Linked DNA regions of Homo sapiens: region 2 is linked to region 1. A link is a loop called in an ENCODE intact Hi-C map of the cell type or tissue named here. Cell type or tissue: MCF 10A. All regions are shown on one strand. Each heading gives the region's core, and the rest is flanking DNA. Links, peaks and the distances in the headings are about the cores only. Region 1 has its middle 110 kb from the start of CCDC185. Region 2 has its middle 37 kb from the start of TLR5.

Region 1 (5,374 bases), core at 52-5,051:
AAGATGGGGTGATAGAGGGCAGGCTGATAGGAAAAAGGGGCCATCTGTGGACACATGTGATGCTGACAGAAGAGATCTCACTTGATCCCAACTCTGGGCCTTCACTCCAGCCCCTTCCCCATTCCCCTGAAAGCCCTTCCTCCTTTTCGTCCGCCTAAATGCTTTCCTTTCAACTTGGCATCCTTCAATAAAATAAAGAAAGAAAGAAATGCCTTCCTTCCCCCCTTGGTTAACACTCACCTCTCTCCCTCATGTGACTTCTTAGACTTATCTTACCCATACTTGATCTTTCCTTTCTCTGAAATTTTATTTCAGTTGGACTCAGGGATACCCCCTCTAAGTTGATTGCCTTTGAACGGGTCACGGTCTACAGCTCATATTTCCCCAGGTTACAAGCTCCTTGTGGGCAGGGCCATGTCCTAAACCCTGTGATATGCTCACAGCATCGAACTGTGAAGAATCTCATCTTCATTCCCAGGAGCCTGACCTAATGCAGGCCCTCTTTGTCTCTTCCCTGGGCCAGGGCAGCGCTGGCTCCTGGCACATCACTTAGCAGAAAGCACACCTGCGGTCCCACCTCCCTGCTTTTCAAATCCTCCCTCAGCTCCTCTCTCCTGCAGACTGACATTCAAGCACGTCTTCTGACTGCCAGGCCTCTCACTGGCCACGGCCCCCATCAAGCACCAGGTGCCCAAAAAAGCAGGCACATTGGCGCCTCTCTGTCCAGCACATTCCTGTCTTTCTAGAAACATACTACTAATCTTTTGAGGTGAAGCAAAAATGTCACATTGTCATTTCAGAGCGCATGCCCCAGGCAGAGTTAATTCCCTCCTTCACATTGATTCCACAGCACATTTTTGGTTTTTTTTTTTTTTTTTTTTTTTGAGATGGAGTCTCAGTCTGTTGCCCAGGCTGGAGTACAGTGGCACGATCTTGGCTCACTGCAACCTCCATCTCCCAGGTTCAAGCCATCCTCCTGTCTCAGCCCCCACTAGTAGCTGGGATTATAGGCACGCACCACCATGCCTAGCTAATTTTTGTATTTTTAGCAGAGACGGGGTTTCGCCATGTTGGCCAGACTTGTCTTGGACTTCTGATCTCTGGTCATCCACCCGCCTCGGCCTCCCAAAATGCTGGGATTACAGGCGTGAGCCACCGCGTCTGGCCACGTTTCCTGTTTTTAAAGCAGCCCATTTCTAGGCTCATTGGAAGGGGTCATGGAGCTCCGTGTCCCGGCTAAGTAGGTCCTCTGGGAGCATCAGTCCCATGACCCCCCAGTCCTTCCCTACTTTGGCACTGAACCCCACTAAAGTCTCTTTATAGCTCTTGCCCCTCAGCCTGCCCTCACCATTTTACTATTTGCATCAAGTCTTCACCTTACAGAGATGCTGCCAAGACAAATGAGATAATATGTAAAAGTGCCTTAAGCTCCAGAAGATGGACTGTGTTATCATGGCTGTAAAACTCTCTACTGGGGAAGTCAAGCTTGATGACAGTGAATCGGAAAGGGCAAGATGAAGGAAGAGGAGGAGGAGAAGGAGGAGTAGGAGGGAAAGGAGGAGGAGGAGAGGGAGGAGGGAAAGGAAAAGGAGGAGGGGGAGGAGGGGAAGGAGGAGAAGGGGGAGGAGGAAGCGGAGGAGGGAGAGGAGGAGGAGGGAGAGTCAGCATGAGCAGAAGGGCTGAACTGACCAAACCAAGACTCTTCTGCCAAACTCATCAACCAGAGGAGTCTTCTTCTGGGGGTGAGAGGGTGGTGGGCAGAGTGGGACCAGGGACCTGGCACGGGGTAGGATGCTCCCGGCCAACAGAAGGTCCATTGCCACCCGTTGGATGACTTGGCCAGCTAGCACTTGAAATCCCCCCTGTGGAAGTACAACTGACAAATGTAAGCAGCTAGGCCTCTTTAATGGGGCTCCTGGAGGACAGAGCCTGTTCCAAGAAGCATGGGTGGTGGGCGTGTTTACCTGAAGGCAGTGTTCCCTGGTTTCTCTGGAAACCACATGCCTTAGAAACAAAGGAGCTCGCACACAGCATGATTCATGGCCACCGTTTGTTCCTGTCTGCCCCTCCTGCCGTGGCTCCACTCATGGAGGGTGCCAAGGATATGCTCTTGGTTGCATGAGTAACTTGTTTTCCCCTCCAAGAGAGCTTTCATTTTCTCCCAGTCAGACTTAGTCATTACTTATTTGGTGAATTCTTAAGTGGGTGACTGAGTGGACCGTCGAGGCCTTGGAGGAGGGGGCTCGTTCTTCCTTGCAGCTTGCACAGCTGGGAGCAGGACCCTGGAAAAATGAGAGGAGGGCGCAGAGTGCATATGAGAGGCCTTTGTGGATTTTTCTCCTGACATGAGCACCCACTTCGTGCCCCCAACTCCCTTCTAATGCTCTTGTTGAGAAGCTCCCAGCAATTTCTTCAATTCAGCCAGGGACCGCCTCCTCTGGGAAGCTTTCTCAGATAACCCTGATGCCCCCTGCCCATCATTCCCCCCAATCCCCAGTTCCCGTGACACAGGATTGGTGTATCTGTCAGCCTTCCCCGCAGGATCCAGGGAGGGCAGGAACTCTCACTCCTCTTTGTATCCCCGGGGCCTGGTGCAGACCTGGAAATGCCTGTTTGTTGGCTGACTGTCAGAGCCCAGGCAGGCACAGGCCTTGTTTGGAAACCTGGGAGGGGTGGCAGGGTCCCTAACCCCTCTGGGTGCCCAGGGCTGGTCCTGGCTCTCCACTGCTTCCCACTTCCCTGCCAGCCTTTACAGACCCTTTGCCCTGCACCTCACACCCCTCTGAAAGGGTGGCAAGCCTGGTCCCAGTGGCTGCTTCAGATGCTACTCTTGAGGGCTCCTTGAGCCATGCCCTTTTGGGCCACTGTACAGTCACACATCACAGCCACCTTGTCTTTGGCAGATTATGTTCTTTTTTTTTTTTCCCTCTCTTTAATCATAGTAAAATACACATAACACAAAATTGACCATCTTAACCATTTTTAAGCGTACAGTTCACTTGTACTGATTATATTCACATTGTTGTCCAATCATGACCTCCCTTCATTTCCAGAACTTTTTCATTTTTACTAAAGTGAAACCCATTAAACCCCAATTCCCTGTTTCCCCTCCCTCCAGCCCCTGGCAACCACTGTGGTACTTTCTGTCACTATGAATTTGTGGCTACTTCTTTTAATGGTGCAAAAGTACTTAAGCACAGTGTGAGCCTGGGTCAGGGTACAGACCACCCGTACTACCTGGAGACTCCTTGGTACCAAGCCCTGTTCTGCTTAAGATGTGAGCTTGATTTTGACACTTCTCTTGTGGATGGCAGAGCCCAGAGTGGAACCCAGGTTCATTTCATTCTAAAGCCATGTCCAAAACTCCAAAGAACCAATCTTGAGTAGGGGTTGTATTAGTCTGTTTGTGTTGCTATAAAGGAATACCTAAGGCTGGGTAATTTTTAAACAAGATAGTTTTATTTGGCTCACAGTTCTGCAGGCTGCACAGGCATGGCTTCAGCATCTGCTTGGCTTCTGGTGAAGCCTCAGAAAGCTTTTACTCATGGTGAAGACAAAGGGGGAGCAGGTGTGGCATATGGTGAGAGAGGGAGCAAGAGCAGGGAGGAGGTGCCAGGCTCTTTAAACAACTAGCTCTTGCCTAAACTAATAGAGTGATAACTCACTCATTATTGAGAAGAGGGCACCAAGACATAGAACGAAGAGTCCAAGCACCTCCCATGAGGCCCCACCTCTATCATTTCAACATGAGGCCCAGGGAGAACAAGTGGCTGGCCCTCGGACATACTTTCTGTAAGTGGTAGAGGCAGGATCCTGACCCTGCCTGTCTCATCCCAGTTACCGGCTTACCCCAGTCTTAACAACACTAAAGGCATTTCAGGAACCTTGTCAGAAGAGAGCAGGGGGCTTGGGGCAAGCTGTGACTTTAGAAAGTTGTGAGCTTTGGAGTCCCTTAAACCACTCATACTTGATGGCTTATTCATGAGACCAGTTGTGTCCATGGACACCCAGGTTTCACATTTTTCTTTCCTCCTTGCTGAGGGTTTACATTCATTCATTACAAATGAATGTTGAGAGTGAACTCTCCCAGGGGTGGTGTAGTTAATACCGTTACAGCCTGAGGCCACTAGGGTCTCCATTCAGCCTTGCCTCTTGGAGGAATGATAACCGTACTAGCTCACTTTTACTAAGCACCTTCCATATGCCAGGCACTGGTTGACCCATGTAATTGCATCTAATCTTCACAATTGTCTTAGGTTGGCTTTTTTAGAAGCAGATTTGAGATGAAGATTCTCATGCAGGTGGCCTGCTGAGTGAGTGAGTGAGTGAGTGAGTGAGTGAGTGAGTGAGTGAGTGAGTGAGTGAGTGAATGCTAACAGGAGAAATTGACATGAAAGTGAGGGAAGCCAGAAAGAACTCGTGAGGAGGCCAGGCACAGAGGAGCCCCGTCTGGAGTCTCGCCTCAGCCCCACCCGACCGGGCAACCTGCAGCCTGGGTGATACCTCGGGGTTGCCCTGCCTTGAGGCAAGGGCTTTGGTTCCTCTTATCAGTCAGTGGGTGGGAGGGTGGGGTGGGTGGGCAGGGTGTAGGGCTGGGGGTTTAGCTTCTTAGGAATCCCTAGGTGAGTCGGCTTAAGGGGGCAAAGGCAATTTTCCAGAGAAGGGTGCAGCTGAGGGCTGTTAGCAGCCCAGACTGAGAAAGGGTGTCTTGGTGGGCCTTCACTGGCATCTTTTAGAACATTCTTCTGAGATATGATCTAATACTATCTCCGCATTATAGAGGAAGACTGAGGCCCAGGGAGGGCAAGTACCTGGCCCTAGGACATACTTTCTGTAAATGTTAGAGGCGGGATCCTGACCCTCCCTGTCTCACCCCAGTCACCAGCTTACCCCAGTCTTACCCCAGGCTCACCCCAGTCACCAGCTCCTACACTGCTAGAGACAGGAGGCTTCATTCAAGGAGCTGTGGCTGATTCTGGGAGTCCTTCTGTCTTGCCTGGCTCCAGCTTTTTGCACTGCATTAGTAGCGGATAAACCCGCAAATCCCCAGGGCCTAACACAATACGAGTTTCTTTTTTGTTCACATGAAAGTCCAATTAGCGGTAGGGGAGGAGGTGGTGTCCTACAGTCAGGGGTCTGCCCTCCTCCCAGCACACCCCCATGGAAGCCCTGGGTATTAATATCCAGCTGGCAGGTGAGGCAAATTAGAGCGTGGAGGACTGTGCAGGAAGCTCTAAGGGCCAAACAAGGAAGTGAGGAACACCACTTCTACCTTCATTCCATAGTTCAGAACCCGGTCACTGCTTTCTCTGAGACGCAAAGGGGACTTGGAAATGTGGACCCCAGCCAGGCAGCCTCAACCCTGCAGAGTGGA
Region 2 (5,374 bases), core at 248-5,247, 320 kb after region 1:
AGATCTGCCAGTAACAAATTCTCCTAGTTTTTCTTCATCTGAGAATGTCTTCATTTCCCCTTCAATCCTAAATAATATTTTATCTGGGTATAGAATTCTGAACTGACAATTGTTTTCTTCCAGCACTTTAAAAATATTGTCCTGTTTCTTTCTGGCTTCTGTGGTTTTTTAGGAGGAATCTGCTGTCATTTGAATTTTTCCTCCCCTATAGGTAAAGTAGCTGTCTTCACAGGCTGCTTTCAAGGCTTTTTCTTTATTGTTAGTTTTCTGAAAGTGAATTATAATGCTACTAGGTGTAAATTTTTTTGGTTTTATCTTGTTTGGGATTTTCTCAGCTTATTGAATCTATAGGTTTATGTTGCACTCCAGATGTGGAAAGTTTAATGATTTTTTGACGACATTTTCAGTCTCATCCTCTTTCTGGTACTCCTGTGACATAAATTTAGGTGTTTGAGGTTCTGTTCTTTTTTTTTTTCTCAGTCTGTTTTCTCTCTGCTATTCAGATTGTATAATTTCTCATGTCTGATCTTCCAGTTCACTTTCCCCTGTCCTCTCCATTCTGCTAGACCATCCACTGAGTTCTGTGGTATTTTTGTTGTGGGTTTTTTTTCTTTTTTTTTAGTTATGGTATTTTTCAGTTCTAAAAATTTTATTTGTTTCTTCTCTATATCTACTATTTCTTTGCTGAGGCTTTCGATGTTTTCATTTGTTTAAAATGTGTTCCTAATTGTTGACTAAAGTGTTTTTATTGTGCCTGCATTAAAATCTTCATCAGATAATCCTAACATCTCTGTCATCTCGGTGCTGGCCTCTTTTGAATGTCTTTTTTCATTCAGTTTGAGATCTTCCTGGTTCTTGGCATGACGCTTGATTTTTTATTGAAACCTGGATGTTTTTGTATTATGTTATGCGACTGAATTTTCCTTAAGCCTTCTGTTTTAGCTGGCTTTCTGTGTCAGCACCCTGGAAGAGGAGAGGGAAGGCACTGCCTTGATACTGCCACGTGGGGTAGACGTCAAGATTCTCCAATCATCATCTATTGACACCCAAGCTGGGGGACTCCTTGTTACTACTGAGTGAAAGTTAGGGTTCCAGATTTCCATATGGTCTCTACTTACACCACAGTAGGAGAATCTTTGTTACCAGCTACTGGAGATGAAAGCCCTGGCTCACTACTTGGTCTTTTCAGACACCACTCTGGCAGGGGTTGTTGAAGTACCCCATCATATCCTCATGAGGGTGGAAGTCTCTGATCCCCACCAGGTCTTTGCTAGCATGGATCGGGATGGGGCCACAGTTTTTACTGTAGTGTTTGGAGCATAATGGTTATCGTCTAAAAGTCTTCTGCCTTGCTAGGCTGCCTCTTTCCTTATCCTTTAGCTAGAGAGAATAGCTTTTTGTTGATTTTTTTTCTCCTTCTCTGCACCTGTTTCTGGCTTCTTCAGCTTCAGGCCCAGGACATATGAGCCAAAAAAAAAAAACAAAAAGCAAAAACAAAAACAAAAAGAAACAGCAAGCTCATCACTGTGTCATTCCTCAGGTCCCACGATTCCCGGCTGGTTCACCTCCTTCTCTCTGCCTTTCAGAATCTTCTAACTTTTATTTATATAAACCAACCCAGAGTTTCTAGTTGTCTTTAGCATGGGGAAAGGGGAACAGTACATCTATCCCATCATTCTGGAAACATGTATATACACACACACCCATACACACACTGCATTTATGTTAGTATCAGTTATCAGGTCCTAATGTTCATTCTCCCTTTGCCTTCTCCTTTGCACTCCCCATTATGTGCCATTTTTCTCTCCCTCCCTCTGCCCCACACTGTTAGATTTGCTGTGCTCCCTTTTCTGGCCTTCCCCCTTGTTTTCTTCTAAGACTGAGGAAGAGTCTATTGGATGTAGCAGAATAATTTGGCAACTATTTAAAACCCATCAATCCTTTCATTCCACCTCATTCAGTCTCACCTCCCACATGGTCTCACCCCACACCTGTGCACATGGGGCCTGGCGAGGCTTGCTGAGCACTGCAGGAATCCACTTGAGCCTTACAGCTCACAGACATCCAGGGATCCCTCTAGGCATCCTCAGCTTGTATGATCCCACAATTGCACTTTCCTCATGATTATTTCTGTGACTAATTCTTCCCCTTGTCTCTTAGTGTGTGGTGCTTTATGCCTTCCACGTTTCATTCTCTGAAGTTTTAATTGATTTCTTACACTTCCTCCTCATGTGTGTGGATTCTTTACTTGTTACAAAATCACTATTGCAAAAGCCTTGATTATAAAAGTCCCTGGCACAAGCTTAGCGTCTGCTAAACTATCTGACTGCCCACACCCTTTCTCTGGACTTGTTTTAACCTTTTTCAGTTCCGCTCCAAGTGCTCTATGGTGTGGTTGTTTCGTAGAACTGGTGCTTAAAGACTAATGTCTCTCCCTGTTGTGCCTGCTGGGTTTCTAAAGAGGAAACCAAGTAGCTAATAGTCTATTTATTTTTCCAACAGTCTCAGGAAACAAACTCATGCAGGGCATCTATCTGCATAAAAGAAGTAGTAGCTCCATTGCTCTAGCTAAAGGGTAAAGCCACATTGGTATGCACTGCACAAAAGTAGAGGCTGACTTTAAGTCATAATTTGCATTTTCTCCTTGCAGAGCTATTTATCTGGAGATGTTAGAGTTCCCTGTATGTGGGAAACTCTCATTTAGCATTGTATAAATGGACTCTGGCTGAATCTGTGGAGCTCAGGCAGATATCTAAAAGTGGGCAACATGTTCTCTGGAATAGCTTTCCATAATTCTTTAACAACTGGTACCTGGTCCTGGTATGAAGGAACGGTTGAACTCAATTATCTCCCCATGAGAGAATTCCAGAAGAGATGGCTTAAACCCCAATCTCAGAGGTTTGAAGGAAATTCACATCTCCAGAAGGGACTGTGGAGGACAATGTCGCTCAACTATTTTAAGTTAGCAAAATGTCTCCCCTAGTCAGAGTAGGGAAAATGTAAGGTAAATATTTAAACAAGCGAAAGGAGGCAGTAAGCAAGAAGACAAAACCAACTCTACCTTCAAAATCATACAAAGAAAGAGGCTGGATTCTATTGGAATTAAATTGATGGAAAGGTCCTGGACCAGGCTGTGTCCTCCCCATGTGGCTGCAGTGGACACTGGACAAGACCCACTGGTTTATTTTGTGACTTTCACTCATGTGATGCCATTTATCAAGGTCACATGGCAAGCTTTTGGGAAAATCCACCCAGATTGCTGGTCTTTACTTCATTCCACTGTGGTCACACAGCTTAGCTACCAAGGGATTGGAGTAAGAAAAGTGTGCAGTGGGAGGCTGGGGTTGATCGTGGATTTATTTGGTAATAAAGGTCCTTGGGCCACATGTGCTCTGAATACAGTGATCTCACACAGACTTGCTCCCATTCAGGGACCTTATTACATATATGTCTCTCTTTGCCTCATGGTCATTCTTGTGTCACCAACCAGACTCCAAGTTTCTTGAAAACAGGGATGGTATCTCAGACTTAGACATTCCCTGGTATCTAACACAGTACTGGGCTCAATAAATGCTACATCGACTTGAGAGGGCCTGACAAAGGCTGGGCACAGTGGCTCACGCCTGCAACCCCAGCACTTTAGGAGGCTGAGGTGGGAAGATCACTGGACCCCAGGAGTTGGAGACAGCCTGGGCCACATGGCGAAACCACATCTTTAAAAAAAAGAAAGAAAGGAAGGAAGGAAGGAAGGAAGGAAGGAAGGAAGGAAGGAAGGAAGGAAGAAAGGAAAGAAAGAAAGAAAGAAAGAAATTGAGACACAGAAGCCAAAAATAACAAAAATGATGTTTGATAGAAAACCCATTTGAGGTAATTTATAAGTAAGAGAAAAAAATTAAAAAATAGAAAGGGCCTGACAAACATGCATATTAGTTCCTATGGTCAGCCTGAGCCACAGAGGGGCCGAAGGCAGAAGGAGCAGGAAGATCTGAGATGCTTCAGCAGAGAAGGGGACCTCTGAGGAGACTGGATCGAAGAACCAGCTACAGAGTCAAGCTAGTGAAGGAAATGCTTAAACTCATTGAAAGAAAAGCACCCCTCCCTCAAAGAGGGCTCCTTACCCCAGACAATGCCTGGAGTTGTCTCCTCTCTCACAGCCAGAACTCAGAAGGCGTGGATTTGCATCGTATCTGCTTGACTTACTGAGGCAGATCAGAGAGGGGCTCCTCCGCTCTGCAGAGCTCAGAGACTTTCCTCTCCCCAGAAGAGTTAGTCTAGTCATTGCTGGTGCCCCTTCTTTCGGATCAGGCTGTCTAATCATCCTTCCATACCTGGCCAGTGGGGTGCAGGGGGTTAAAGGTAAAAGAATCTTTCCTATAAAGTAGTTTAGATAAATTCTGAGGATGAGGATATTGATGAATTGGCAAGGAGAGTGGGGGGTGGGGCATGCAAACCTCTATGTAGGAGAGGAGAATCGATTTGATTAGGTTTTTTAAAAAAAAAGAATGGGGCCAAAACACAAATGGATATCATGGATCTCTCTCTCTCCCCCTCCCCTCCCCCACCATGCACACACTCACACACACACTCACACACACATGCACCCGCCCCAGGGCTTCTGCTTTCCTCCCGGGGCTACCTGTGTGCCAGCATCATAATTAACCTGCATCTCCCGCTTATCACCTGCTGCACCCCCTGTTCCCACTGATGCTTTAGCTTCTCCAGGGCCCTGCTCTTCATTTAATCTCACAGCTTCTCATGGTGCTGTAATTCCAAGGCAGGGGGAGGACAGCACTATGTATAAATCTCTCCAGCCGCTCTCCCTCCTCCCCAGCCTCCCCTTGGCTTACAGGCTCCCTGTGACCCCAGAGACTCCCAGAGATGGATGGAGATTCCTTCCTGGTCCACTGGGCTGTCAGAGTCCCCAAGACTTGCTGTGCAATTTTACACTCTTCCCTAGATTAAAAGCAAAGTCATTATGAAAAATCTACCTGTCCTGAGTGAAAGCCTACATACATACAGCAAAGGCTGCTTTCCCACGGTTCTGCTGGGCTAGGGCTGGGGAATTGGCATTATTGGGGGTGCAGTAAAGGTTAGCCTTTTTGTCTTCTTTTCTGCAAAAGCCGTTTTTACACATTGCTATTTTGAAAATAATAAAGCACTTTCTTTGGGAACTTGGGGTCTTGGTCGTGTTGTGGGCGTTGGCTTCCCAGCCTCTGCTTTATTTCATTTGTCTGCATTTCTCTTTTCTTATTGGGCCTCCCTGAAAGTGTTCAGAATGTCCCCAGACTCGAGCACCGTTTTCTGTCTGCCACTTCCTCATTCCTTGTTCCTCAAATTCCCAGAATACAGTGGTTGACAGCACTGGCGGGTTTAG

The links. Hi-C counts contacts between places; a loop is a spot of excess contacts. Peaks named below come from ENCODE experiments on the same cell type or tissue, not always from the same donor. Only the 100,000 strongest peaks of a DNase experiment are listed, where the experiment ranks them.
Region 2: a loop joins it to region 1, with 13 times the contacts of the local background. A loop is called at or near these places in 1 of 110 quality-filtered maps.

The regions. Positions count from the first base shown.
Region 1 is chr1:223,497,423-223,502,796 of GRCh38, reverse strand. No RefSeq gene overlaps it. Among named protein-coding and RNA genes, the nearest start is that of CCDC185, 110 kb to the right of the region's middle. In MCF 10A, for the core only: no CTCF peak of the experiment used is centred there; a DNase peak (open chromatin) is centred at 2,046.
Region 2 is chr1:223,177,903-223,183,276 of GRCh38, reverse strand. No RefSeq gene overlaps it. Among named protein-coding and RNA genes, the nearest start is that of TLR5, 37 kb to the right of the region's middle. In MCF 10A, for the core only: no CTCF peak of the experiment used is centred there; a DNase peak (open chromatin) is centred at 2,256.